Regions from separate parts of the Homo sapiens genome. Here region 2 is linked to region 1. Evidence: chromatin loops called from intact Hi-C (ENCODE). Cell type or tissue: mammary epithelial cell. All regions are shown on one strand. Links, peaks and the distances in the headings refer to the core of each region. The heading gives the core; the rest is flanking DNA. Region 1 has its middle 63 kb from the start of DAAM1. Region 2 has its middle 43 kb from the start of GPR135.

Region 1 (15,344 bases), core at 2,909-10,908:
AGCCCTAGCGTTAAGGTTCGGTAGAAACGACAGAAGTACTGGACAATAAAAAGAACTTGCCAAGAAGAAAAAATATATAAACTATTATTCCACTACCTATGACTGATTGTTTAACTTTTGCACTTCCTTTTGCGAAAGCCCTGTTCAGGGCTCACCAAATATTTCATTTCCATCAGAGCTTAATCTTTGCAGAGGAAGAAGTTAATACTACCTATTGCTGACTTTGAATGGGAGTTTGGGGATATGAGGGTCACAGAGAGATGATTACTGCCCCCTTCCTCCAAACTGTGGAGCTGACCACGCCATAAAACAGTTTCAGTCATCAGGAATGAGCTTTGAGAGGAACCACTGGTGTAGAACTTTCAGTCTATGTGGACATAACCAATAAAAAATTTGGAGGGGGTGTAAAGTGTATGTATATGTGTTTAAAATGTTATTGGCAAAGCCTGGTTGTTTTACTGCCAGTAATGGTCATTCATTTTTTCCCCTATAATTCTATTCAGCTTCATTCTGGACTGATTCAAATAGGAAGCCGACACGATGTCAACCAAAAATCATTTTAATCTCCAAGTCCCATAAAACAATATAAAATACTCATATAACTCACTTTCCTGGAATGAAGTTTATAGCAACTAAAGTGCTTCCAATTTTATTTTTAGAAACTGGTTCATGCATTTTACATTGAATTAAGTCTAGTTCTTTTCTGTGACAGTTGGAGAGATATTTTAAATCTCAGCCAGTGGGCAAAGCATAATTTGTTTCTGATCTACATTTTTGCTTTGAAGAAACCATCAACTCTATTAATAAAACAAATGCTGTTTTCTTTTCCTTGAGAATCCACAACCTGCACAGCCTCTGCTTGACAATCTGAGACAAAATAAATGTGATAAAATGGATTTTATATTACAATGAGCCAACCTGACATGGAAGTCAAGGGACTGGTCCCGAAGAGTGACAATTACATTTACTGCATTCCAGAATCAGCAATACATTATGGTCCCTGCCTGCAAGTGCTTCTGAATGGAATTTCAAAGCCCTTGCAGATCCATATGTAGCCTTTCAAGATAAACTGTATATCAGCTGGTTCCTAAACCGCAAAACTACTGCCCACAGACAAAAGCATAATTTAGAAAAGAAACTCCCATAAAAATACACAGATGAAATATAGGTTGAAAATGGTGTGTAATTACTGGTACATTACTGGTCATTACTGGTGTGTTAAGAATCTGCTCTGATTAAAGAGATAATAAATCTTCAAGGAATTAAATAATTCTTAAAAGGCAAAATGACACTTAATGATGGATTTCTATGACCCACTAGGAAAAACAAAAAAAACACATTGTATGTGGGTAATTAAAAAAAAAGTTTCTTGAAAGACAGGATAAACACTGACTATCATATTTGCTACAAATGTGGAGATCAAATAACAAGTAAATCTTTGGTAAGCCCCTCGCCGTCTGGAATCAGCTCAGAAAAAACAGAAAGGAGAATTCAGAAAAGCCACAAGGATGAGAACTGTGGGCTGATAGATGACAACCCCCAAAATACAACTGCTGAAGAGGTTTAGATGCAAACCTCAAACCACTTGTATTAACTAATTGACCCTCAGCATGTGCCACTGATCAATCATTTACATCCTGACTGGTGAGTTCTTTTTAAATGATCGTTTTTATGGTTGTATTTATTTTTATTTTGGAAACTTGCAAACCTCCAGAAATGCTGAAAGAATAGGAGGATAAAAACCCTTATATCCTTTACCTACATTTATTGACTGTTGACATTTTATCACATTTGTGATACATTTGTGCACTCTTTGTATATATTCCCCCAATCATTTGTAAGTAAGTTGCAAATATTAGACTCTTCCTGTTCTACATACTTGAGTATGTATCTCCTAAGAGCAAGGACATCCTCTCACATAGCCACAATACTGTTATCACACCAGGAAATTTAACATTGTTATAAATGTACTGTCTTTTATACAAAACATATTTGCATTTCCCAAATTGTTTCCAAAAATGTTCTTTATAGATTTTTTTTTTTTCTGATCTAGGACCATCAAGAATCATGCACTGCATATGGTTGTCCTATAACTTTTGCCCTTTAATTTAGAACAAGGGTGAGCAAACATTTTCTGTAAAGGGACAGATATGAATACAAATATTTATATTTATAAATAACATATAATAATATAAATATTTTAAGCTTTGCAGCCCATACCGTCTCTGTTGCAGCTGCTTAACTGTGGTGTTGTAGCACAAAAACAGCCCTAGACAATATGTAAAGGAACGAATGTAAGTGTGTTTCAATAAATTCATATAATTTTCAAGTGCCATGAAATATGTTTCTAATTTTTTCCAGCCATTAAAAAATATACAAACCATTTGTAGATCACAGGTCATCAAAAGCAGTAGGTGGCAGGATTTGCCCTACAGATCATAATTTGATGATAACATATCTAAAGCAATCCTCTGCCTTTTTTTTTTAAAAGGAAACATTTTACTGAAGTATATGGAAATGCACACACTTTTAAGTGGAGAGCTTGACGATTTTTCACAAGGTGAACAGGATCATGTAACACAACTCAGAATAAGAAATAACTGTGACTTTATTTCATTTTTAAAAAGTTCCACTTATTTATGTTATGTATGTGGATTCAAAGGTGGTTAGCTAAGTGTGTTATTATAGAATCCTTCCAGAAATGGTTTTAACTGTTATTATTAGAGTCCTCATCCTCTGCAGTGAACTGAATATCTCGTCTTGACAACGATCCTGCCTTTTGGGCCAGGGCAGCTAATATGTGTGATAAAGTCATGCATGGAACCATTTCAGAAAATATGCCAATTCCTGCAGATTCCATGAATGATTTCACCCCTTTCTGTAGAGCTCTCTTCCGGCTCTCCGCATTACCTCGGAGGGTGCCCAGGCCTGATAGGCAGGAAGATGCTGCTTAAAGAATGGACTTAAGAAAAGGTAGACGTCAGCAGGGCCCGGGATCTGGGAGGTCTGGCTTTGTTCACAGGCTGGAGGGAAGCCAGGAGCCGTCATCCCTGGTGGGTAACTAGTTGATGAGACCACTTAAGACAGTTCTTTTACCTTGTTTGTTGCACTTTATTTACCATGGGGTGCAAAATTTCTTGGCTTTGTAAAAGCAAAACTTGGAAAGTTTCCTTTAGACATGTGAATGGTCACGGGATCTCCTCCTGATACGGAAATAAGCTGCCTCACAAGTTCCTAGCTTTTCTATTTACTCCAGGCATCTTCAATATGTTTATAATATTTTTAGAGATTATCCCTAGTGTGAAGTGGGGATTAATCCATTTTTTTCCAGGACACAGAGCCAAACATCAATTAGCTTTTCTGAAAATGGCAGAATTTCTTGGATGATATGTGTCCTAAGCATATTGATATCAATATGTGTCCTAAGCAATCATCCAAGGGCACATAATTTTTTTTTTTTTTTTTTGAGACGGAATCTTGCTCTGTCACCCAGGCTGGAGTGCAGTGGCGCGATCTCGGCTCACTGCAAGCTCCGCCTCCCGGGTTCACGCCATTCTCCTGCCTCAGCCTCCTGAGTAGCTGGGACTACAGGTGTCCACCACCACGCCCGGCTAATTTTTTTGTATTTTTAATAGAGACGGGGTTTCACCGTGTTAGCCAGGATGGTCTCAATCTCCTGACCTCATGATCCACCCGCCTCGGCCTCCCAAAGTGCTGGGATTACAGGCGTGAGCCACCGTGCCTGGCCAGACACATAATTTGGGAGAGGTACAATCAAATAAATGGTGGTCTCGCCTTGAGGCTCAGCATGTGGGTTCAGTTACTTTCACATGGGTGAATTTGTTTGAAGAAGCTTAATCCCAGGACAACGTCCACTGCAGATTTATAATATTCTCCTAGGAATATCACATTCATATTTCAGAATAAAGACCCCTCTGTAGGTCTAACTTTGAGAGACCTGAATCAACACTGAAGAACTGAACAGGCTCAGAGCCAGCTTCGCTCCTGGGGTTCTCAGGCCCTTTCTTTTTTTCTACTCTCAGACCTAATTTTATGTTAATATCCATCACCTCCCTCTCCCTTAAACTATTTCTACTTGGCTGAAGGCATTTAACTATTAATTCTTCGATTTTATTGAAAAATTTTTTTCTATGTTCACATCCCAAATAATAAAATGGCACAATTAAGCTAATCAACATGGCAAAGGATCTATCCCTACTAGAGAACAGAAACCAGTCAGACAGCACATACTGGGGAATTCCAGGTTGGGAAGCAAAAAAGTTGCCATGAATCCTGGTAGCTTCTTCTTTTAAGTTTGTTTATGATGATGCAGCTTGAAAGATGATTGGCTTTCTTCTTGTAATTTATGATACAACAAGGTTATCCGTTGTTAAGTGAATCCCTTTCTCTGGCTTTCTCATTTAGCTCATGTTTCCAGGATCAAAGCATCATAAATAACCAATGATGAAAAACACCACCTAAACATCAAGAGACAATTTCCATAAACGTTCACATTAAAAATGCATGATTGGTATGAAGATTTAATTGTAGCCACAGTGTAGTTTCTGTCTTTTGCTGCGGTCATATTTTCCTTTGTGTTGTCTGTGCTATTTAACTTTGAAGCCCACTAAAGATGAAAAATGGGCATTCATGGAGCAGGCGCATATGGCTTTAGCTGTTCGGTGGTGGATCTGGCGTTTTCCCCTCTGTGGCATCAGCCTTTGTGTTCTCAGCAATGAACTTTAATAAAACAACCTAAAATCTGAGAGATGGTGGAGAGAAGAGAAAGCAGTAGATGTAAGCTGACTCTAGTATTTGTTTTGTCTGTAAATGTGGTAAAATAGACTAATGCACAACTAACCACTCCTCCTATCCCCACTATGTCATTTCCAGAGATATGTAAAATTGTGTCAGAGATATTCAGTTAATGAGCTTTCTGAGTCATGGTAGTAATATAGACGTGGTGTTCATACAGTGACTTTCATTTAATCACAACCAAACAAGAACCCTTGCATGATAGAGAAAAAGACCCTACAATAGACTACTGATTACTATTATTATTGTTGTTGTTGTTGTTTAGGCAAGCTGAGGAGAATATAAAGAATACTAACCCTTCTTTTTTATAACATATTAGTAAACATACTAAAATGTAGTTGTGAAATGGTTAAAGTTGTGGGGAATATAAGCAATATAAGCCTTTTTATTCTTTTTTTTTTTTTTTTTTTAATATTGGCTACTGGCCGGGCACGGTGGCTCACGCCTGTAATCCCAGCACTTTGGGAGGCCGAAGCAGGCGGATCATGAGGTCAGGAGATCGAGACTATCCTGGCTAACACAGTGAAACCCCGTCTCTACTAAAAATACAAAAAAATTAGCCAGGCGTGGTGGCGGACACCTGTAGTCCCAGCTACTAGGGAGGCTGAGGCAGGAGAATGGCTTGAACCCCGAAGGCAGAGCTTGCAGTGAGCCAAGATCGCGCCACTGCACTCCAGCCTGGGCGACAGAGCAAGACTCCATCCCAAAAAAAAAAAAAAAAAAAAAAAAGGTTGGCTACAAAATTTTGTTCAATGTAGATAGGCTGCTGGGGTTTCTGTGGGAAATGTCACATTGTCTAGTAAGCCTTGGGAGAATTGCAAGGCTCAAGTCAGGCATCCTACCAAGATCTCAGAGTTCAGAACTATTTGGCTCTCAGGGAAGAAGGGTTGAGAAATGTCCCCCTGGTTTCCGCTGGGAAAGGGCTACCTCAAGACTTGTTTTCTTTGCCTTCCAGCGCCAGAAATGTAAAGTGCTGAGATACTTCAAGTCAAAGAAGTGAAAGGGGTAAATAAAGCATGTCCATGATAGGCTAAGGATGAATAGAGACCTAAGGGTTAGATGGGAATTGACTAGTTTAGTGTCTAAGAGGAGGAAAGATCTAGAAGCACCTAATTAGATTGGGGCCAGGAATTTCAAATGAGAGACATTCTGATGATTTTATGAATATAGTTTTTCTTCCCAGGTATATCCCAAATTCCTTAAAGGCTTAGGTCCTTTATTTCCATTTGTCTTCTACATAGAACTTCAGCAGGAAAACTTGCACAAAGTGATGATCAATACATTTCTGTCAACTCATATTATACTTTAAAAGAAAATTATTTTGATGACGTTTTACCTCTGTGTATATTTTGGGAATTATTTGATATGAATCTTGCAGTAGATTGAGACCATATTGTTAATTGTAAATGGTATGTGTGAATTAATTATAGAATGGGTCAAGAAATAACCTCACCTAGTTTTTAATCCTGACATTCTAGAGCCTGTCTGACCTGTGAGATGTTTGGAGAAACAACACTGCCACCTTCTGGTAGATACATGTCATCTTTCTCTCTGCCCACCATTGGCACCCTGGCTCACCCACGTTTACATTAATAAAACCAAGTCTAAATAAAATCTTCGATAATAAGGCTGAAGATCAAAGGTCTGGAAAGAAGGCCTCCAGCTTGTACTTTTTTTTGGAAAGGGTTATGATTTTGCTATCAGAGAAAATCTTATCCCAGGCCTACTGTGATGTGATATTATCTTTAAGACTTAACTACTTTACTGGGTTATTCTAATAGACCTTCAAATGACCAGGAATGCTCCAGCCTTAGAGCTGGGGATGATGGGAGTAGTTGGAGCAAGAGTGTGGGGAAAAATTCACAGACATGTTGTGTCAGCCATGAAAAAACAAATGGGTGAGTAAACTGCCTAAGTGATGAACAGGTGAACAGAATTTTCCACCCTGCATTTTTGGATTGGTAGTTTATCTTGTTTGGTGTTAAATGTTTGTAGTCATGGTTACGTGACTAGTTCACTGGAAACCCATGTAGACCCACAGTTTTCTAGAGTGGGGCATATAGTAGGTGTCAATAAGAACTAGTTACATTAATTAATAAATGAGAACATATCTTTGCTTTTTTTTTTTTTGGGACGTAGTCTCACTGTGTCACCCAGGCTGGAGTGCAGTGGCGCAATCTCGGCTCACTGTAACCACCTACTGGGATCAAGCAATTTGCCTGCCTCAGCCTCCAGAGTAGCTGGGATTACAGGTCCATGCCACCACGCCTGGCTAATTTTTTGTATTTTTAGTAGAGACAGGGTCTCACCATGTTGGCCAGGCTGGTCAACTCCTGACCTCAGGTGATCTGCCCACCTCAGCCTCCCAAAGTGCTGGGATTACAGATCTTTGCTTTTATATTTCATCTCTGAAATACTCTCCTGAGAATGAGGCTGGAGAGAGTAAATTTTAATTTTCCTAATCTTTCTTGCTCATTCCCCAATCCAAACCCTACGGCAACTGCTCATAAACGTAGGTCAGTGCTAAAGAATTAGTTCTATTGATTTTTTTCACCACTTGATCCATGTTAGGAAACAAAATTAGCTGGGTGTGGTGGCACACGCTTGTAATCCCAGCTACTTGGAGGCTGAGACAGGAGAATCATTTAGAACTCGGGAGATGGAGGTTGCAGTGAGCTGAGATCTTGCCACTGCACGAACAATTGCTTGGGTGACAAAGGGAGACTCCGTCTCCAAAAAAAAAAAAAAAAAAAAAAAAAAAAAGACATTGGAATAAACAAAACAAGATTGATCAGGATTAATGTTTTTTCAAGGTAATGTTCCAGGTAATGCTATAACCACTGGGGATTATGTTCCTATCCAAATATGCACCTTTGTCTTTGACTAGGCTATTTTATAATTTTGTAGGGATCAAAGTTAACTTGTACAAAACTGATAGCAATGCAAATATGCCCATAGGCATATAAATAAATTCTGTCCAGTGGAAAGTTAATTGACTCCTCCCTGTCCACACACACAAAAGCACCAATTTTGTTTCCATTTGCAAATCCATTTCACTCTTCCTGATCTATAAATGTCTCTGCTTTTTGGCTTTCTCTGAACCTGTTGTTAATGAAGTCTTATTCTCTCAATCACCATGCAATTGAGCTATGGGATTTCATGTTGAGTTATTAGCTTCTACTATTATTTTACCTGTTACCTCATTTAATTAATGAGTTAAATGAAAGTTTGACATAAGCATGTTTTATATTTGCATGAGAATCATGATTGTTCCTCCTCCCATCCCCAAAGATCCTTCAACACCCAATATTAAGTAACAAGCTGAAGGAGAAGTCTGGGGGACTTTTCTTACTTGGTTTTTATGGGAGTTACATCATTGGTAATCCGAAGTTTTGTTCCCTTGCCCTCCCTGAAGTAAAGGGTGCAACTGAGAGTGACTGAGACTACCCACCTTCCCACGTGGTCTTCCCGTGTGATCACTCACTTGGTGAACCTGTGTTTGTGCAAAGCATTTCTGAAACTCCTCTGCTGAAAGTACCTACAAAATCTGCTGCAGAGTCTTCAGATTTGCAGCATTGTGTGAATTTCACTAGACATCAGGCTTTGGTATTGGTCAGCCCTACTTCAAATTCTAGCTCTCCATGCACTAGGTGGAAGTTATCAGATGTTTCTGTTTACTCATCTGTAAAATAGAGCCGTTATAGAGTGAATGAAACAATGCGTATTATAGCTGGCATGTAATATGTTCTCCATAAATCTTACCTATTATTGCTACGTAGAGAGAAAAACATGGGACCTCCTTTCTTCCTTGGTCCTGCTGACGTGTAGCTCTGCAGTAACATCTCTGGTGCTGATGTTTCAGGCCAGATTGACATAGACAGGACTACACCCATTTAGGCCTGTGTAGGGCCTGAAGGATCTAGGTGTCTGGGTGGATTGGATCAGGAAATTTCCTGGAGTGAGTAGACCCGGATTTGACCTTTCAATTTCTTGATTGTGGGAAAGTCAAGGCATGGTGAGTGGCAGACGGTAGCTAAGGGCAGTGGCCACGTAACAACTGCTATGGAAATTTTACAAATTTAATAATTGGTATGGCACTGCTGAGTAAAACAAAGCCCTGGGAGAGGGTAGGTGAGCTGAATTGGGAGCAAGGGGACATCTTTCCAGACACCCTTAAAGTGGATGCAAAGATGGCTATAGACAGCCAGGTCACCAAGCAAAGAACTTCTTTGCCCTCCTTCTGATGGGTTTTGTCTGATGGAAACAGCTAATATGGAGAATTTTTTCAGTTGTGGGCTCTACCATCCCACCCTTCTAATACAGATTTCAACTGCTGGTAGATTTTACTATTGAACCAGGACAGAAACAAAAAGGAAGCTTAAATATCACAGCAGCCAATGACACCGCTGTTCCTTTGAGACACCTCAAAGGTGTCAGTTATACAAACTACGTTTATTCACTCCTTTTCCCTCAACAAATAATTTCCATATAATACGAAGAAGTGACTCTGAAATTTGCATTTTAGGCAGAAAAAGGAAATCTGATACCAGTGAACCAATGTAAACGAATTTTTATTTAAAGAGGCTATAAAAGAACATTCTGGATATTATGTGTATCATTATTTTGGTTACTTTGCAGTGTTATTGACGTTTAACTTCAAATATCCAGTAGAGGGCATGAAAGGAATTGGTTTTGTTTGGGCTCACTATGCTGAAGATAGAATTTGAACACTGGAAATGAAAAAGCAAATGGATTATATATTGCAGCTTTCAGACAGGGAATGACAAGCTTTAGATATCAACCCAATATATACTGCAACCTTTCTTTTTTCTTATATCGTATCTTATATCCTTCATTTAAAATTACTTAATCCTTGAGAATTAGATTTAGCTATTGAACAAAATACATATGAAATCATTAAATATCACTGATTTGTATTCACATCTATTAGAGACAAACCTGAAGAATATACCAAACTTTAGTACATGATGACATAGTATCCATGAAAAGCAAAGTTCTACCCTCTGGCGGAAACCCTTCACCTTTAGAATGCAAGACTGCTCTCAGCATCCCCTTCCTGCTTCAGATCTCAAATCAGGCGCTGGAAGCAGGACAAGAACCTTTCACAATCAGCCTTGGTGCCAAGCTTGACTCAGGATTGACTTAGCAATTGTTGCTTTCTCACTCATTTGTGACTTTGGTGGAAAAACAGAAGAAAAGCGCATACCTCCACTACATTTAATGAGTGCCTACAGTGTGCTAGATACTATATTAGATACTTGAAAAATAATTTTAATCTTTATAAGACCCCTACAAAGCCAAATTTATTATTCCCATTTTTCTGAGGCTCACAGAGGTTGCAAATTTCATGGCATTTCCCTGCATGCTGGTCTGCTCTATTTCTCATAAAATCTTTGGGAAGTAAGAAATAAATCTTTATGAAAAGATTGGGATCTAGAATTCTTAATTTAAATAATAAAATAACAAACCAGGTCACTTCTATATCTATATATTTTGGATATTATCTTCCCCTGTATTTTTCATAATCCAGTCCCACATTTGGTTGATAATAATGTGTGTTTCTATTTTTGTTGTTGTTTAAATTTCTCTTTCTGATTAGCTTCTATAGTAGCTCTTCAAATTAACTGGCACCCCTACATTTTGTAAAACTATAAATCTGCTCTAGAGTGGCCACCTTGTCACTGCTCTTATATCGTTCTTTTTATAGATTTTATTCTTTCCTAGTGTTCTTCAGATGAGTTTTAAGGACCACCAGCATTTAAAATATTTTCAAGAGTTTGTTTAAAATAGAAATTATTGGGCCTCAACAAAGATCATTTGAACTAGAATCTTCTGGGCTGAAGCTTAAGAATCTGCGTCTTCACCTACTCCTCAGGTATCTCCCATACACATGAGATTGATGCGCTGGCTTAGAAAATGAGAATGACTGAGTTCAGGCAGCACTCAGTAAACCTTAGTTGTCAATGACTACGACTTAGGTTTCAGGCCACTTCAATTTCCATGTGTTATTTGTTGGCTACCATGCCAACCACACAGGTTAGTAGAAAAAGCATGGCTTTAGGAAGCAAATGTACCTAGATGTTGATCATTTAGCTTCAGTTTCCAACACTTGTAAAATAATGTCTAATTTGCAGTAATTTTTTAACATAAAATGTAATAATACAGATCAATCACAAAACTAGCACAGTATCTGGTCCATATTGGAGTCTCAAATAATGATAGGTTCTAATAAGCATGATACCCCATTAATTAAATACAATATTATTGCTTGGCATTTGAGAGAATAAGCCTCCATTTATAAAGTGAGATGTTTACTGGGAAAGCTTGTTATTATTTGCATTAAATTTAAATTCTAAAGAAAGACCATAATTAAGTATATCTTCTGGAAACAGTTTTCCCAGTAAAGTGATATATAAGTATAATTTGCCTCTTTTGTATATATACAGGTTGCCAGATTTTGGGAGATAATTCTTAAAGGATCTCTCACATTGCGGCATGTTTTGTGAGCAAAGTATTGGTTGCCATTTGTTCTGGACTGTCTCTTCAAGGATGTTTGTATAGCAAACAGCCTTGGCACATAGAATGTCTTCCCCTAGAGCAGGCATGCTTATTGCCCATTGGAAAAGATTCAGATTCCCTAAACTCAAGAATTCCTATCCTAAAATGCAACCGTGTTCAGGCTTCCTTCTGGGTACATGTGTGTCACTCCTGTACAGCTCAGGAGCAAGAGGTGCTGATTCAAATATGCTGACTCTCATGCTGCTTGCTCTGTTTGCCTCTGACCCAGGAATCTCATGTTTTTTGTCAGCATCCATGACATTGTGGCTGACCAGCTTATTAGATTTCAAGTTGGGAAAATTCTCAGACCCATTCATCGTCCTTGACACTATGTAAAAGTACCTTTAGCACAGGTTTAATACTTTTTGTTTTCCTAGCCTCAGTACTTGTGTGGTGAAATCCACAATGACACCTGAAGAAGGAGGTGACTTGACTCGGATTACAGAGCAAGTTCCAAGCTGAGTCTAACTCCTGGACTCATGCTTCCAGCTTTCTGCTCTTTTCTCCAGGCGTTGATACTTTGTTAAACATCCAAGGCAAAGAATATGCAGAGAGAATATGAGTTTATCAAGATAGGTAGACATTCTATCATGGAAAAAGAATGTTTTCTATTGAGTTATTGGGACTTGGGCAAAGCCATCCTTGGCTAATTCTTTTGCTAGCTTTTCCATGAAACAATTGATGGACTGTGCTTCTTCGGTGGTATTTTCATAGAAAATTCAAGTTCATGAACTGCCCAATGATATACAGCACCAAAGTTATATGATGAAAAGCAGAGTTACCAACATTGCCAACAAGCCTTGCGATGAATGGATGTGCTGAGCTAGTACATAAGGAAGGAATTCTGGGTCCCATTGGAATCAGCAGTGATGGAATTCACAGGTACTTAGTGCATGGATGGTGGGAGAGAGGACAGGTTATGTTTGGGGTGGATGGTGCTGAAGGCCACCTAAAATTAGGAGGTAAATACAAGAAATAATTTCACTCAAAATACCATTTCCTTATAAGCTGTTCAGTGCATTTTGGTCCACAAAAGAAAAAGTTAAAATCTTGGAAGTGAAAACAGCTGGAGATCATCAAGCAATCACCAAGAGTTTGCAGAGCACGGCAGCAAGAGTTTGGGACAGATTTTTGAAAACAGAGAACTCTTGATTTAAAGACTGTCAGGGAACTTGGCTGTGTTTTGGACATTGCCTCTACATAGGTCTTAGAGTTCCAGTCAATAAAATAAATGCATATGCTTTACTTAAGCTGAGAATATTCCTGTGCCAGTAACATTCTCTGGAAGGACAAGAAGAGTCCTTCTTTAGTTTAGTATAGTTAGTTCATCAGGCAGCTAGAGGCTCCAGACTGAACAGACATGGAGAGTACAAACGGTGCAAAGTGTCTCTGTCCTTGAATAGCTTACAGTTCAGTAAAGGGAACAGATATGTAAGTACATAATCACAGTAGAGTGAGATATGTGCAATAATAAATATATTTATAAGATGCAGAAGTAGATAATAAGGAGCATTAATTCTACCTTGTAGTAAAGAGTAAAGAAAAGCTTCACAAAACAGGGGACATCTATGTTGGTTTTCTTGCTTTCCCTATTTAATATGAGCCACTAGTAGACCCTTTGTTTCCTTCTTTTAATATGACCTAAAATGATCTAGTCTTCCCTGTTAATAGCATAACCCTCTTAAAAAAGTGCATGGTCTCTTTCTTCGTTTCGCTTCATGGAGGAAATAATTTAAAGTGTACAGTAAGTTTTTTTGCCTATTTGAAATGTTTTTCAACTGTACAGATTTAATAAATTGATACTTTGTGCATATGATTACACAATTTCTGAATGATTGTACAATATGAGTTATTTATCAAGACAATTTGCTTCTTTGGCATAACTATGCTGCAGACCAATTTATTTACTGAGTGCAGGTTCGAATTGAGCTTAACAGGTGAGCCACTGAAACTTAGGGACTGTGGAGATCCTACAATATCTTTTGGAACTAAAGTCTCACACCACGGGTACCTCTGATCTTGATGATGAATGTTCATTTGGGTTCCACAGAAACACAGAAGTTGCTAGCTCTTTTTTTTTTTCCCATTTTAGTCAGTGTAATCTCATGTACACTCTCCACTTCTAACCACAGAGGGTCGAATTGGAAGTGGATTCCATTCTGTTAACAGAAAAGCAATTACTTAACTTATAAATTTAGAAAGAAGACCTTATTTCTTATAAAGGGTTACAGTCTGCAAGGTGGCCATTCTGAAAGGCTGGGAAGCATAGCCTCTGGCCAAAGCCCAGACACAGGTACTGCAAGGGAGGGAAAGAGGAGACAGGAATTTGTGCTGATTTCAATTATTTGTGATAGTGCTTAGTATTTTCATAGATAATCTTCCCCTTTGCTTTTGGGAGCATGCTCTGGGTGAAATGCCCAGACACTTGGAATTCACTTCTTCAAAATTCTTTTACTTTTTCCTAGGGACTTTAAGCATAGCAACAACCTTATTTATTTGTTATTTCTCTTCAACTTCCTTCATCATTTTTTTCCACAGTTTGTCCATGTAAGTGTTTGAAGATTGACTTGCTCTCCTGGGAGTTTAGGTTAAGGGGAGATGGGTGGGAAAGGCATTCCAAGTAGAAGAAACAGGATGCACATACACATAAGGAATTTTTTAAAAAGCAAGGCATTCAATAATACTGGGGAACAGTATGCAAGGGGCTGAGCAAAAGGGGGGAAATAGGGCCAGAAAGGGAGGCAGGGACCAGTTATGAAAAACCGTGTAAACTATTTTGACCATGACATCAACATAGGTTTCTAAGGTGGGGAGAATCAGGATCAGATTTATGTTTTTAAAAGATTGCTGTGATGGCAATGTTGTGACTAAGATTAGGCAAAAAGGGGGAATTGTCTGGGAAACAGCAGGAAGAGACTTCCAGTCCTTTAGTTGAGAGACAGTGAAGCCTTAACTAGGGCAATGGAAATGAGATCAGGGAGGGAAGGACAGGTTTGAAAGCTACTTCAGGAGGGAAAATAAGAAGAGTTTTATAAGAGAATTGGTTTAAGTGGTGAGTGAGGTCAGGTAGGAAAGATCATGAGGTTTCTGATTTTGGTGAGTGGCCAAATGGGGAAACCATAAAAAAGAAGAAATATGGAAAGAGGTACAGGCTTGAGGGACAAATAGGCCTGACATCACCATGGAGTGTCTAGTTGAAGATCAGAGGAAGATGGAAATGCAGGTCTGAAATTGAGACTAGAACTTCGGCTGACAATATATAGGTGTGGAAAACATTAGCAGTGGAAAACAGGAGGACGTCTGCTCAGCCAATGACCTAGGCTTCAGGAATTATGTCTTCCTAACCACAGCCTCCGCTGTAGAGGTGAGCCTTAGACAATGTTGTTCTACCATTATTTCAACATTCACTTGACAAGTACTTTTTGAGTCCTTATTGTGCCAGGCATAAGTGATTATATGGTGACCAAGATGGACAAGGTCCCTGCCTCCTGGAGCTCACATTCTAGTTCATGATACAGGTGGCAGGAACAACATATGCAGTGGGCCTTAAGCAGAAAGAACCTGACATGGTCTAGGAGCTTCATCATGAAATGAAGCTTGAGAGGTGGGCCAGGGCCAGATCATTTGGGGCCTTGTAGGTCATGCTAATGAGAATAGAGTTTTTCTAAGTCTCTGAGGATTTGCAAGCAGGACAGTATTGAAATGGGCTTTATCACATGTTCATCTCCACTTCTAACCACAGAGGGTTGGATTGGAAGTGGATTCCATTCTGTTAACAGAAAAGCAATTACTGAATTTACAAATTTAGAAAGGAGGCTATCTTATAAAGGGCTACAGCCTGCAAGGTGGCCATTCTGAAAGGCTGGGAAGCATAGCCTCTGGCCAAAGGCCAGAAACAGGCACTTCAAGGGAGGGAAAGATGAGACAGGAATTTATACCGAACAGGTTGG
Region 2 (15,344 bases), core at 2,761-10,760, 300 kb before region 1:
ATGTAAACTGCTGTCTCCAGAGCACCTTTTGTGTTGCTATGAGGTGCACATGACAGCCAAGAGGGCTCGGCTTAAGGCCTGTAATTTCTGCTTCAACCAAAGCTGCTCCATTTATACCTATTTTACATATAGGGCTTCTGAGCAATTTCGTTTAAACAGAGTGTTCTTTGTTTTGTTTTTGGGTTTTTTTTTTTTTTTTTTTTTTGAGACGGAGTCTCGCTCTGTCGCCCAGGCTGGAGTGCAGTGGCACGATCTCGGCTCACTGCAAGCTCCGCCTCCCAGGTTCACGCCATTCTCCTGCCTCAGCCTCCCGAGTAGCTGGGACTACAGGCGCCTGCCACCATGCCCGGCTAATTTTTTTGTATTTTTAGTAGAGACGGGGTTTCACCATGTTAGCCAGGATGGTCTCGATTTCCTGACCTCGTGATTCGCCCGCCTCGGCCTCCCAAAGTGCTGGGATTACAGGTGTGAGCCACTGCGCTCGGCCCTTTTTTGGGTTTTTTTTAAAGGTATGAAGTCAATGTACTTCATTTAGTTTGTAGGAAATTACTTGGCTTCCCAAAATCCTAGATGAAAACTATATTCAGAAGTAGAAATAAATACACTCAAATATATTTATATAAAATATATTCGAAAGCCAACTATTTAAGCTTATATGTTTTTCTTTATTTCTTTACAGTGAATAACTACAAGCTGACTCTAATTTTAAAAAATAAAAATTTTATCTCTCACCAATTTTAAAATGGCTCAAACATCTCTCATTAATAGTTTGTGATAGCTTCCTTTCATGCAGGACCAGCACTCTGATTATCCTTCTACATGCCAGGCAGGGGGAGCTGCAGTGTGGAAGAATAAAAAGTAAAGACACAACTTGGTTATAAGACTTTTGTTATAAAAGTAATATACTTGTGACATGTAACAATGATGATGAACATGTGCAAAATGCTTGCATACAATCTGGTTTTGTGATTCTACAGATTCAGTATTAGAACATAAACCATTTCCAGGGAACATGAGTCACCCTGCAGTCCTATATTCCTTTGAAGGCAACTTCCCCTAGAGACATTAGTATTTTAGCTCCCTCCCACCCCCACGCCTATGCTCAGGTCCTCTTGCTTTTTTTCCTTAAGGAGAGGTATTTTTTGAGCAAGGCTAAAAAACTTGTCATGCTTTTTAAAAAGCCATCCCTACTACATTTTTCTTAGTCATTTTCACAGCCTAGCAGTAGGAGTGTCAGACTCTCAGTGTTCTCAGAGGGGGACACAGGAGGACATCATATAGCTTGACTGTTGCTAACTTGCCAGTAACTCATTCTGACTCAGTGAGGCCATCTGAGGTGACAGTCTGCTGTGGGACCAAAGCCAGAGAACCAAAAGACAGAGGTCACTCCATCCCAGCTCCCAGGGAGCAGCCTGACCTCCCCAGCTGCTTCATGGTCCAACCAGGGCTCCCGGCTGCCCATCCACGTGCATATAAGTGACTCTCCGGAGGAACACAGATTGGCCACAGTGGAACATTTTTCTCCCATGTTATCATCCATCCTGATTCTTCGGCTGGGGAAATCTGTGAAAAGTCAAGGATAGGTCTGGTGAAAAGAAAATTAAAACAAAATACACGCCTGCGCCTTCATTCTGTCCACGTGCCTTCCCTGGGCATTGCTCTCCCCACAGCTATATTTAAGGGCTTCATACATGGCGGTCAGAAGCTCTCTGGAGAAGTTCCCAACTATTGGCTTATACATGGTTTTCCTTTTCTCTGTGTGTGGTAGAAGAAATCCGTGGGGGGTAATCTCTTTTGGAATCATATGTTTCATGTTCCCATTGGACCTTGGGTTCAAAAGCATAAATAAACATTTAGAAGGAGTGTTTGCCTCAAGGTAGGACCGAGGCCTGCTGGCTGAGTGCACCCTGGGGAAGAGCTTGGGCTGCCTGACCTCACGCTTCATTGGATTTCCCTCTCTAGGCACAGCCAGGAGCACAGCAAAACTGGAAGGGAGAAACAGGGTGCTGGCCAATTTCATCTTTCCCATGAAAAAGTTAATGACATTCCCACTAAATGCGCTTTAACACCAGTCAGAGGATAATAGGGCTGGCAAAGCATTCGCTCTTTTTCCTAAAGAGAGTGGAAGACCCTAGTATCTTAAAAAACAAAAATGCAAGACTTGAGCCCATCCCCAAATAATTATAGACTCAAGTCAATGATAGTGTCCATCTGGTCCTGGCCCTTCTGAGATAAATGTGGCTGAGGGTTTTAGCAGAACAGCAGTGTTGTGATAAAGCAGTGCACTATCAATTTGTGCCCTGGTTTTAATAATCTACATGTACCAGTAGCCAGAGAATTATGTGAGACACTTTGAAAAGAATGATCAAAAACTGGAATTGGGCTTTTGCATATCTCTCATTTAATCTTCATAACCACCTATCAGAAGGTATTATTATAAGCCCTGGTTTACATATGCAGGGATTGAGGGTGGCATGGCTAAATAACTTTCCCGAGGTCACACGTACAGCAATATGAAGTGCTGGAAATTGAACACAGTGTCTGGCTTCAGAACTCTCACTCCTAACCACTCAGGAATAGCCCCAAGAAGCCCAACATGAAGGGGTGTGGGGGCTCAAGGGAGAGACCCTGACAGACCAGGGGCGGGCATGAGGGCTGAGACAGAGAAAATACCCCTAGGAGTTAAAACTTGTGTTCAATCTTGAAGGGTGGAAAAAAGTTAGAAAGGGGAAGAAGGGTCAGAAGTGAGAAATAGGAAGATCAACCCAGAAAAGGCAAGGGGATGTACAAACATGCAGAGGCCATGAAGAACATGGCAAGGCTGAAGAAAGCTAGGTAGTGCGGTATGCTCAGATGATTGAATTTGGATTGAAATGAGGAAAGAGGGTGGGGACAGAAGTAGAGGCTAGAATTAAAGCTGGACAACTTTCTAAGTCATACCAAAGAGAAAGGAATTTTGAAGATTGGGAGAAGCCCGTAAAGGATTTTAGGCAGGGAGCAGGGTGACAAGATTTGCATTTAAGGAAGATCATTCTGCTTGTATAGGGGATCACTGTCAGGAAATTAGAGCCCAGAGTATGGCAGCAGAGTAAAATGTGAGACAGCAAGACCAGTTAGTAGACGATGTTTTAATCTGGTAGGAAATGACAGGGGGTAGAGACTAAGAGAGTAGAAATGGGACTGAAGAGGAGGGAACTGATTTGAGAGATATTAAGGGAAGTGAAAGGGCTCTAATGATTGATTCAATTTGAGCGCAAAAGGCCAGAGGTGTACTGATGAAATAACATTTATGCATTTCATAAAGACATAACGGTGGTACTCATTCACATGGAGAGAGCAGGGTGGAAGAAGAGGACAGGCTGGGAAAGAGAAAGGTAATGAGAGCAATTTAGAACATAATGAGTCTGAAGTAACCATAGGGCATGCAAAGAAATATTCCAACAGGAGGCTGGTTAAAAAAGCCTGGAGTTCAAGAGAGAAACTTGGGCTAGGGAAACAGATTGTTGAATCCTCCAGTGGTTTTATTTATTTATTTATTTATTTATTTATTTTTATTTATCTTTGAGACGGAGTCTCGCTCTGTTGCCCAGGCTGGAGTGAAATGGCACAATCTCGGCTCACTGCAACATCCACCTCCCAGGTTCAAGTGATTCTCCTGCCTTAGCCTCTTGAGTAGCTGGGATTACACACCCGGCTAATATTTGTATTTTTAGTAGAGACAGGGTTTCACCATGTTGGCCAGGCTAGTCTCGAACTCCTGACATCAAATGATCCACCCGCCTCGGCCTCCCAAAGTGCTGGGATTACAGGCATGAGCCACCGTGCCCGGCCCCTTCCAGTGATATTTGAGGCTGTGGAGTTGTGCCCATTTTTATATTTTCTTCCAAATGTGCTCTCCATACATGCTTTCTGATGCTGGAGCTAGGACTCTGCAAACCTCATTTCTGCTTGACCGTTTGGCTTTTTCTTAGGCTCTGCTAATAGAGGGAAGCTGCAGGGCTGGAGGGAGGACAGGATGTGAGTCTCCCTGCAACCTCACTGCTTCCCTCCAGCAGTTGCAGATCATTCCAGTAACAGCTGTTGGGGCCAGTGTGTAGTTTTTTTTTTAACACTTGCAAAACCGGCTTCCTCTTACCCCCGCTTAGAGACACTAGCAGTGACCAACTATGTCCCCTCTTCCAAGGTCTGGGTCCCTCACTAGGCAGTCTCTTTTCTACATTCTGGTTTTAGTAATTCCAGCTTCTTCCTTTGTCCTTTCAGCCCTAGAGGTGGAGTTGCTTCCTGCAGGTGCTACTTTTGCCATGTCTTAGAGTTTTCTTTTCACTCTTTGGGTTACTTAGTTAACAACTTTATACATAGTTAACAATTCTTCATGTTAATTTATCTCAGTTAACATAACTGGTGTGGTTCCATCTCCTGACTGAATCCTGACTGTTACAGGGTAAATATGGGGATATCAAAGAAAAGTATAGAGAGTAATAAAAGAAGAGAGCTTCAAAAACAGCCTGGGACCACCTACATTTAAGGACCGTCAGCCCAAGATGTGGACCAGGGAGGTGGCAGGAAATCCAAGAGGGTCTGTGTCTGCTAAGGGAAAGAATCAATCAAGGAGAGATAGAACATTAATACCAGAGAGATAATAGTTAATGGAACAAGATTCCTGAGGGAAGTGGTAGGAGTAGCCTTGTCCCCTGGAATGAAAGGAAAGGAAAAAAAGGAATGAAGGTGGGTGAGGAGTAGATTAGCTTGTGAGCGGGGAAGTTGTCAGTTGAGAATAGGGATGAAGGGAGGTGGTTGGGTCTGAGGGAGGTGGAGCCTTTGAAGAGGATGGAAGAGAAGGCTGCCAAGGGCATCCCATGGGACAGCTCTAGGGCAAGGGGAGGGGAGAAGTCCGAGAACGTGAACTTTAAGTGGCTCCAATCCATGTAACCATGTGTGTTTTTTCTTTGTTTGTTTGTTTGTTTGATTAGGACATAGCAGCCCTTTGTGGGATGTTGAAAAGTCAGACAATGGGATTAATCTAGGGAAGGAGTCTGCTCCAAAGAGACCTAGGTCTCAGCAGGAAAGGGATGAACATGGGGGACCCTCGGCCTAGGTTGTCTAAAATATGAAGTGATGGGGGGTGACAGAAAAGAAAAACCCCACACAACTCTATGTGTGCTCATGAGAGTTTGTGTAGAGGTCAACTCTCTTCTTTAACTAAAGCCATAAAAGGAAAAGTTTTCAAATGTGCTCTGGCTAGAGGGAAGAAAATTCCCTACAGAGACTGGACACTAGTTGTAATCTTCTCAATAAAACCATCATAGTTCATCCTTAGGTCCAACCTAATTTACAAATTACTCTTGTCAAATGGCTTATAAATCAGTATATTTTAATTTCTTATTTATTCTAGGTAAGGAACCTCATTGGAGAGGCAGTATGATAAAAGAGCTCAGAAAACTTTAGCGCTCCTCAAATCTGAAGAATCAGGGATATTGCTGTAATGATGTAGGTCTTACTTGAATGCTATTTTACTACTTCAAATTTTGTTAGGGCTGAGATCAAGTCTGATAAGCACCTTAACTTAGGCAAATAATTATGGTAATAAAAGATTATGCCACAGTGCGCAGGCTTCCAAACTTTTCCAACTATTTTCTTGTAAATACATTTGTACAGGGGTAGTTTTCCCCTAGGACAGACCATAATTTAAAAAACTTGTATTCACTGCAGTCCTATAAATTACTGTTTCCCCTTAATGTTGGAAAGTAGTGATTTATTTTAGCAAAACTGCAGACCTCACTAAGGCATGCTTTATGTGTATGTACTTCCCTAGGGCAAGTGAGACCTTTTCAGCATATTTGGGGAAAGCATGAAAACTATTAAATTAATTTACATGGACATTCTTAAGTTTACTCTGATTTATCATATATTTTGCACAAAATGGCTGTTATATTTGCATTATCCATGAATAACTAAAATATACAATTTTTAATAATTTCTACATTTCTAGAATGGAGCTTTATTATTGCTAAGCACTTTCAATTTTTTATGTTTGCAATTTTGCTTATGAAATAATATTCTGTAATAATATATAGAGAGCTGGGCACAGTGCCTGGTGACTGTAATTCTAACAACTCAGGAGGCTGAGGCAGGAGGATCTCTTGAGTCCAGGAGTTCGAGGATGCAGTGAGTCATGATCATGACACTGCATTCCAGTCTGGGAAACACAGCAAGACCCCACTTCCAAAAAAACAAAGTTATATCAAAGTACTTAAAAAGTACTAATAACAATGACCCGCTCACTGACATGAAATTGATTTTTAACCCTTCTCTTGTCACAGATTCATCTAAGAAGAGTATAGGAAAAATAGTCACACTGAAATAGGAATTGATTTCTTTAATTCAATCATAGAAGCATTTGAAAATAAAATGTATCCAGAAAAACACATGGCATGATGAATTTAGCATAAATGCTGAAGTGCTAAATGGTTTAAGAAAAAAATAAAAGATCCAATGCCATGAAGTGCAGCTTCCCCACTAGCTGTAGTCTGAGGATTGATGCTCGCGAACTACGGGGTAAATGTCTGCAAGAATTGTCACAAATCCGGCAGAAGTTACTTAGTAGAAAAAACACAGGAGTCAGGCAAATCAAGATTCAGCTTCTAGCTCAGCCACTTGCTCGCATTTGACCTTAGTTAACTTTTCTTAGTCCTTGTCTGAAAATTGGAGATAAAGTAACAAAGTCTTACAGCCCTTGTGGGAAATCGCTGGGATTACAAGTGTCAGGTACTGGCACCTGGAAAGCCTGGTGCCAGCGCCTGACACTTGTAACCTCCTTCCCTTATGGTGACCTCCTTCCCTTATGGTCCCTGACTTCTGGGCCTCAGGTTCTGACCTCCCAAATAACCATCTGGGGAGATATCAGAAAAATCTTGCTAGCACTTAGGGGCCAGTGCTACTAACCATCCTTTGACTGGTTAAAAACTTTAAAATGTGGAACTATTTATACTTTAAAAGACCAGATGCTAAATGTGTGATGGGAGAAAAGGAGTTTATTCCCGAAGTTGTTTCTATCAAAGAAAAGGACAGTAGATGGCACCATTGATTCCCATGCCAATGCCTTGCCATCGAAGCCCCCAGGGATCATTACTTAATTTGGATAAATGGCTGAACGTACAGACTCAAAAAGCAGTTGACATAATCAAGAACATTGGAATGACCAGCAAGTTACTTGAAGCATTCAAGAGCAAATGTTCTTGTCAAAAAAGCTTGGCTTCATGACTCCTTTGCCATCACATCCTACCCAAGGGACTAGCAGTGTGATTAATCCATTTGACTGGTTATGAGAACCATCCAAAAATCACAGTGGTACTGTTGGTTCAGGAAAGGGCTCCCTGTGGCCTTCTCCAAAGCAGCTGTTCATTCCTCTGCTTCTCATCAGCTTGAATCTCTGCAGTACTTGACAGTTTATGAAGGGCTTTCCTCTTGGTAACCTCTTCAGACACGCAGGACTGGTCTCATGCACATCTCAGTTCCTGGTTCTCTTCCTCTTTACAGCAGTCTCAATGCTCCTGTAAGGATCTGTGTCACCCACCCCTCGCTTCCACCAATAGTTCTTGGCGGGTGACTCCAGAGTTTCTAGCCAGGACCCTTCTTCCGTGCTCTATTGTCCTTTCTGTCCACCAGACATCTTCACACACATGCCTCACAGGTACCCCAAATTCTTCAGAGCCAAAGTATTATCTCATTATCTTTCCTCTTAGCTCATTCTTCCTGGCTAATGACATTATTACTCTCCCAGCTATGCAGGCTCAAAAGTTTGCCTTCTCTTTTGCCTCCAAAATGTAAGCAGTCACTATATCCGCATCACCCACCTTTATAAAGCCTTTTGAAGTGACTCCTCATTTTAATTTCTATACTTCCTGTCTTATCTCAGGTCCTCATTACCTTTCCCTAGGACTAATTACATGGCCTTCTGAAGACTCATCCAATTTTATCCCATTCTATATGCTCCTGTCCAGCGGAACTCTAATGAGGTCGCTTTCTTACTCTAAAATCTCTGTAATTCCTTACTGCTTACGGTGGAATTTCCAACTTCTCATCCCACACAAGGTTCTCTGCAATATGGGTCCAACCTACTTTCTACTCTCTTACATCTACCTAGAATTCCAACCAATTATCTTGAAACTAACTTTTATTGAGCATTTACTATGTCTTAAACACTGTAATGAACATTTAAAATATATTATTGTTTAATCCTCACAGCATATGATGGCATTATTTTACCCATTTAAAAATGAGGAAACAGCTACTTGGTGAATTCAGGTAAATTACAGGTAAGAATTCAGATAAGTATTATGGCTAGTAAGCAGTATTGAGGGAAGTGAAATCTGAACTACCCATATAGACACTTTGCTTTGCTTATCTGCCTTTATTCATGTTATTTTCTTTCAGTTTCCAGTGTTCTCTCCACATACATTTATATATCAAAATCTTACTTATCTGCCAACACTCATGTCAAATGCCACTTTTTCCTTGAGGTCTCTCTTCATGTCTCCAACTGATGGTGCTTTGTCCTTCATCTGAGTAGCCACGCGCTAATGCGTGCCTGGCATTAGTGATTGGTGAGTTAGTCTAGTCTCATCCTCATCACTGGATCGTGGTCTTTGTAAGGAAAGTAACCATGTTTGCGTGATATTTTTACCCCCTGCACTAATCAAATAATAGATGCTCAGAGTTGAAATAAATTGTCTCTTAAACAGATGAGGTGCAGCATTAATGTCAAAATAATGGCAAACACTCTCTGTATTGCAGTCTGTGTATTCCCTGAAAACCATGGCATTCTATCTAGCAATTAAACAATTAATATAACACAAAAGAGGTGAGAGTGTCTTGCTAAAGATTGACTTTTGACATTAAATACTTCGTTTTTGTGGTTTGTACATCTGAATAACATAGAGACTTCCTTAGATAATCAATGGACACAATTGCTGACTGATTGATTTTTCTTCTATAAGTGATAGGTTGTTACCCAGTTTTTGTTTTGAGCAAAAGAATTAGGTAGTAATGTTGTCCACAAAATGGACTCTTCTCTAAGTCCACACATTTTCCTGTGTTCGTCAGTTGTAAAATCTGGGGGTATCCTTGTTCAACATTGAAAAACAGTCGAAATGATATGACCCAGCAAGTCTACCCCATATGAAACATATGAGAACACGTGTCCACACAAAAATTTGTGCAGCATTACTCATAACAGTCAAAAAGTGGAAACAACCTAAATGTCAACTAACTGACAATGGATAAACAAAAGTGGGGTATTATTCAGCAATAAAAAGGAATGAAATGTTAATACATACTGCAACGTCGGTACACTGTGAAAACATGCTAAGGGAAAGAAGCTAGTCACAAAAAAATGACATATTATTTCATTTACATGAAGTGTCCAGAATAGACAAATCCATAGACACAGAAGTAGATTGGTGGTTGTCTAGGGCTGGAGGGAAGGGGAATGGGGAAATTGAGGAGTGACTGCTAATGGGTATTCTTTTTGGAGTTGATGCAAATGCTCTAAAATTGATTGTGGTGATGGTGGCACAGTTTTGTGAATGTACTAAAAGCCATCGAATTGTACATTTTAAATGAGTAAATTAGATGGGATGGGAACTATATCTTAATAAAGTTGCTATTTTTCAAAAGCAATTCAAAATGATATCCAGGATTACCATGAGATGAGGAGCTATGCTAGTTAGCAGTGACCTAAGATGCTAACAATTTTGCTTGAAAGAGGAAAGTCAGCATTTGAGCAGGCACCCATCAAACTGTCTCCTCAAAACAGATGCTAAGGAAGCAGAAGAAGTGGGAAGAAAAAGGTATTTTGTTTTTTGCTCAGTTCCCTGGGACATTTTACTTTTACCAAAGATTATACTTTGGTTTAGATCAGTCAGGAAATACTTTTTCCAACATCTTTTTTACTCTCCTGTATCTTAAAAAGGCAAAAATGACTATGTTATTGTTTGGACAAAGGGGAACTTTTATTTTTAGCTTTGGTGTTAAATTGGAAAGGCGCTTAGCCCAAATGAGCACTTTTTTCAGCTAGAGACTTTTTTTTTTTTTTTTTTTTTAAACACAAACAGTTTAAAACTTATCTAAGAGCACTTAACAACTGGGCTGTACAGGGAGACTATAAAACAAGCAGCTGTGGTGTTAATGACTATTACACACCCTGGCCAGCTGGGACTTGACAGAACATTGGAGCACAGAAACCCTATAAGTGAATAATATAGGAAACAGTCTATAAATAGGAAGACTATCAGTTATTCGCCAAAACACACAGATTCTGGTGTGACCACACAGGAGTAGGAACACTATCAAGATTTCTGACAAGCTGAATGAAACTTGGGCACAAAGACAGCAGTCGAGATATTATGTTCTCCTGAGTAGATGTTAGGGACTAGCTTAAACCTCATCCCTTCATTTGATTACTTTCCAGCTCTCGAGAGGGGAAAGCAGGGCCTGGAAATCCTGGCTGCTCATGAGTGGGTGAGGGGGACTTTGACTCTTGAGCTGGGCTTCCTGGGTTCTCTTAAAACCCAACACTTTGGGAGGCTGAGGCGGGTGGATCACCTGAGGTCGGGAGTTCAAGACCAGACTGACCAGCATGGAGAAACCCCATCTCTACTAAAAATACAAAAATTAGCCGGGCGTGGTGGTGCATGCCAATAATCCCAGCTCCTCGGGCGGCTGAGGCAGAAGAATCGCTTGAACCTGGTAGGCGGAGGTTGTGGTGAGCCGAGATTGCGCCATTGCACTCCAGCCTGGGCAACAAGAGCGAAACTCCGTCTCAAAAAAAAAAAAAAAAAAGAAAGAAAAGATAAAAAAGGCCAACACATAGGAATGGGGTTGGCGCGGATCTGGTTTGCGGGACCATCCACTTGCTTCAGAGATGCTGAAAAAGTCTGGGGAACCTGGAGAGCCCTCCTGGCCAATGTTCTCCCAGCAGGGAAGTTTCATCCTGCCCTACCATCTGCTTCTTAGGGTGGTGCACAAGGCGGCTTGAGTTTCTCCCCCACTGAAGTTCTCGTCATTTCCAAACATACTTTGTTTGATACTTCTGTCTTTTGGCACATATTATTCCTTTTAGTTGGAATTTCCCTCTTCTTCATCTGGTAACCTCCAACTCATCCTTTTAAACTTGCTTTTCTGTGAAGCCTCTCAGTTCCCTTAGGCAAAATTAGCCATCTCTACCTCTATATTCCTAAAGCAATCTCCATCATAGCCCAGAAATTATGCATGATTCTTCCTCCCCAGACGATGATGAATGCCTCAGACACAAGGATTACATCTTATTTGTTAAAATCTCTATTGCTTAGCATGTCTGACAAATAATAAGTTAATAAATATTTGTGAATTCTATTAGATTGAGATCTTGATAAGCAGCCTAAGAATACAAAGGTGAGTAAACCAGCTGCCTGGCCTAGCAGGAGGAGAGTAAGAGAGTGTGTTTGTGTGTGTGGGGTGTGTGTGTGTGTGTGTGTGTGTGTGTGTGTGTGTGAGAGAGAGAGAGAGAGAGAGAGTAAGTAAAATACTATTAAATTGAATAGCCAGAGACAAAAGACCGACTCTCTTTAATGGGAGTAATTCTAGGCACCCAGAGAAGAGAGATTGGTTCAAATCATACTATAGTGGATATATTAGTTTGCTAGGATTGTAATAACTAAGTACCTTAGACTGGGTGGCTTAAACAGCAGAAATTCATTTTCTCACAATTCTGGAGGCTGCATACAAATTCAAGACCTGTCTGCTGGCAGGGCTGGTTTCATTCTGAGGCCACTCTCCTAGGTTTGTACATGGATGTCTTCTCTCTGTTCCTGTATTCACATGGTCATACCTTGGTCTGTGTGTGTCTGTGTCCTAATCTCCTCTCCTTATTAGGATGCCAATCATACTGGATTAGGACTCACCCCAGTCATCTCATTTAATCTTAAGTATCTCTTTAAAGGACCGGTTTCCACAAAAACACAGTCACATTCTGGGGTACTGAAGGTGAGGACTTTAACACAAATTTTGGAGGGGAGCTTCAATTCAGCCAGTAACACTGGGTAACTACTTTGCCTGAAGTTAAGGCCTGCCTTGTGGATCAACTGCATACTCGTACCTTCCTTGGACTTGATCTTCAAATCTAAGCAATGTTGACAGGGCCCCTGTAAGCACACGATTCGATGTAATTGGAACTGGCAAATGCGGAGGCTGATGTTAATGCAGACTCCAGCTCTTCTCAGTGCTGCATTTGATGGAGAGACCTAGCCTGGGGGACCTTTGCCAGGATGTCAAAAGGTAGGTACATGGTCTCTGACTTGACAAGCTGCAGTCTGTGTGGGCTGCTTTTGTACGACAAATGAATATGCGTTGGAACATTCTGTGCCAGCATGTTCAGCAGCACACAGTACCAAACCATAAGCCTAGAGAGAGAGAGAGAGAGAGAGAGAGAGAGAGAGAGAGAGAGAGGAGAGAGAGAGAGAGAGAGAGAGAGAGAGAGAAGAGAGAGAGAAGAGAGAGAGAGAAGAGAGAGAGAGAAGAGAGAGAGAATGCGCTATTGTCTCTGCACCATCCTTACAAACTAGAGTCACGCTCAGCTAAAGGAATCCATCCCGAGCACTAGACTGAAAGCTAGGCTGATGGCAGCAGCACATCATTCAAGGAGTTCTGCCTCCAAGTGCAGATGTTCATTTCCAAATGGAAAAAAAGAATCGTCATACTATTCTGAAACTATTCAGAGTAGATTCCTCATGGAAAGAGCAACTGGAGTCATTTCCTGAAATAAAATAAGTTTAGGTTTATAAGGTTGACACTCCGGAGGTGTTCTTCCCCTCCCTTAGTTTACTATTTCTCTAAGTGAGGTACTAGGCCACCTATGTTGGACTCATATGCGGTTATTAATCAAAATGCAAATTTCTGTGCTGCCCTACCTTGTGCTGACTGAGTCAGAATCTCTAGGTGGACCTAGGAATCTTAATTTCTATTCTTGTCTCAGGTCATTCTTAGGCATACTAACATGTGTGAGCCACTGATTTAGTAACTGCCTGGAAGTGTAGGAGGGGCACCACCAGGTGAGTAGTTTTGCCTGATCCACCAGATTTGCCATGGATGTGGCTTGCTAAGACTCTGAGAGACTCAGACAGCCAGGAGGCCAGTGCCTGGTAGAAGGGTGCCACCAACTCAGCTCCTGATGCACTCCAGAGATCTGCCCACAGCTCCATCTTCTCTCTCCTCCCTTGGTTCTTCGAAGTCACACCTTGGATGATCCCTCATTTAAAAAAAGAAGTGCCTAAAAGTTGTTTAATCCTGATATTACTCAACATTGATGATGGCGTGGTTAGTAGAAGGGAACTCTCACACCCAACTGCTGGGAGTGTAAACTGGGAGGATCCTTTCCAGAAGGCATTTTGGTAATCTATGGTGAGAAACTATGAATTCTATTTCTAGAAATGAGCCACAAGGGAAAAACTCTATTAAAGGAAAGATTCTATTGAAGATTTACATTCAGAATATTCATCAGAGCCTCATTTATAATAGTGATACATGTTCAACAGACACGTAACTGGTCAAATTCAAAAAATTAAGATATTAGGAAGTCATCTAGGTTGTCACATGTGTATTCCAATCTGCTATGGCCACCGAGCTGTAAGACTCCCAGCTGGAACATGGGCAACCACTCCATCCCTAATGTAACTGACTCTATTTGGAAATCCTTCAATTTTCAGATGACATTAGCTCATGTATTAAAATAAAGTAGAAAGAGAAACCTGGTTTTGAGAAGAGAGGACAGGTGTCTGCTGTTAAATAGTGGATTACATTGCATCTCAAGCCCAAAAGTTCACATATCAGATTTGAGCCTCTACTTCTTTTCATAAAGACATTTGGATTCTTGCCTTTCGAAAGAGGGATGGTATGAGAAATAGGGGATTTATCTGTTTTGGTGAGCTTCTTTAGATTTAGTTTTGAATTTGGAATGGTCTCTTTAAATTTTATAAACTTCAAATTCAAAAAACCTAAAGAATAAATTATTGAACAAACCTCTTTTGACAGGCATGGAATAGACAATAATAAAATTTGCTAACATTAAATATGTACACAAGCAAATGTGCCATTGTACATTTACAACTTGGTGACAATAAGTTTTTTTTGTTTTATTATTATACTTTAAGTTCTAGGGTACATGTGCACAACATGCAGGTTTGTTGCATATGTATACATGTGCCATGTTGGCGTGCTGCACCCATTAACTCGTCATTTACATTAGGTATATCTCCTAATGCTATCCCTCCCCCCTCCGCCCACCCCACAACAGTCCCCGGTGTGTGATGTCCCCCTTCCTGTGTCCAAGTGTTCTCATTGTTCAATTCCCACCTATGAGTGAGAACATGCGATGTTTGGTTTTTTGTCCTTGTGATAGTTTGCTGAGAATGATGGTTTCCAGCTTCATCCATGTCCTTACACAGGACATGAACTCATCATTTTTATGGCTGCATAGTATTCCATGCTGTGTATGTGCCACATTTTCTTAATCCAGTCTATCATTGTTGGACATTTGGGTTGGTTTCAGGTCTTTGCTATTGTGAATAGTGCTGCAGTAAACAAATGTATGCATGTGTCTTTATAGCAGCATGATTTATAATCCTTTGGGTATATACCCAGTAATGGGATGGCTGGGTCAAATGGTATTTCTAATTCTGGATCCCTGAGGAATCGCCATACTGTCTTCCACAATGGTTGAACCAGTTTACACTCCCACCAACAGTGTAAAAGTGTTCCTATTTCTCCACATCCTCTCCAGCACCTGTTGTTTCCTGACTTTTTAATGATCACCATTCTAACTGGTGTGAGATGGTATCTCATTGTGGTTTTGATTTGCATTTCTCTGATGGCCAGTGATGATGAGCATTTTTTCATGTGTCTTTTGGCTGCATAAATGTCTTCTTTTGAGAAGTGTCTGTTCATATCCTTCACCCACTTGTTGATGGGCTTGCTTGTTTTTTTCTTGTAAATTTGTTTGAGTTCTTTGTAGATTCTGGATGTTAGCCCTTTGTCAGATGAGTAGATTGCAAAAATTTTCTCCCATTCTGTAGGTTGCCTATTCACTCTGATGGTAGTTTCTTTTTCTGTGCAGAAGCTCTTTAGTTTCATTAGATCCCATTTGTCAATTTTGTCTTTTGTTGCCATTGCTTTTGGTGTTTTAGACATGAAGTCCTTGCCCATGCCTATGTCCTGAATGGTATTGCCTAGGTTTTCTTCTAGGGTTTTCATGGTTTTAAGTCTAACATTTAAGTCTTTAATCCATCTTGAATTAATTTTTGTATAAGGTGTAA

The links. A loop is a pair of places that touch in the nucleus more often than their neighbours do. Peaks named below come from ENCODE experiments on the same cell type or tissue, not always from the same donor. Only the 100,000 strongest peaks of a DNase experiment are listed, where the experiment ranks them.
Region 2: it touches region 1 in a loop (11-fold over the local background); 20 of 110 quality-filtered maps call a loop at or near these places.

What each region holds. Positions count from the first base shown.
Region 1 is chr14:59,118,325-59,133,668 of GRCh38, reverse strand. No RefSeq gene overlaps it. Among named protein-coding and RNA genes, the nearest start is that of DAAM1, 63 kb to the left of the region's middle. In mammary epithelial cell, for the core only: CTCF peaks have their summits at 6,333 (motif pointing left) and 9,480 (motif pointing right); no DNase peak of the experiment used is centred there.
Region 2 is chr14:59,414,423-59,429,766 of GRCh38, reverse strand. No RefSeq gene overlaps it. Among named protein-coding and RNA genes, the nearest start is that of GPR135, 43 kb to the left of the region's middle. In mammary epithelial cell, for the core only: CTCF peaks have their summits at 4,295 and 7,083 (motif pointing right); no DNase peak of the experiment used is centred there.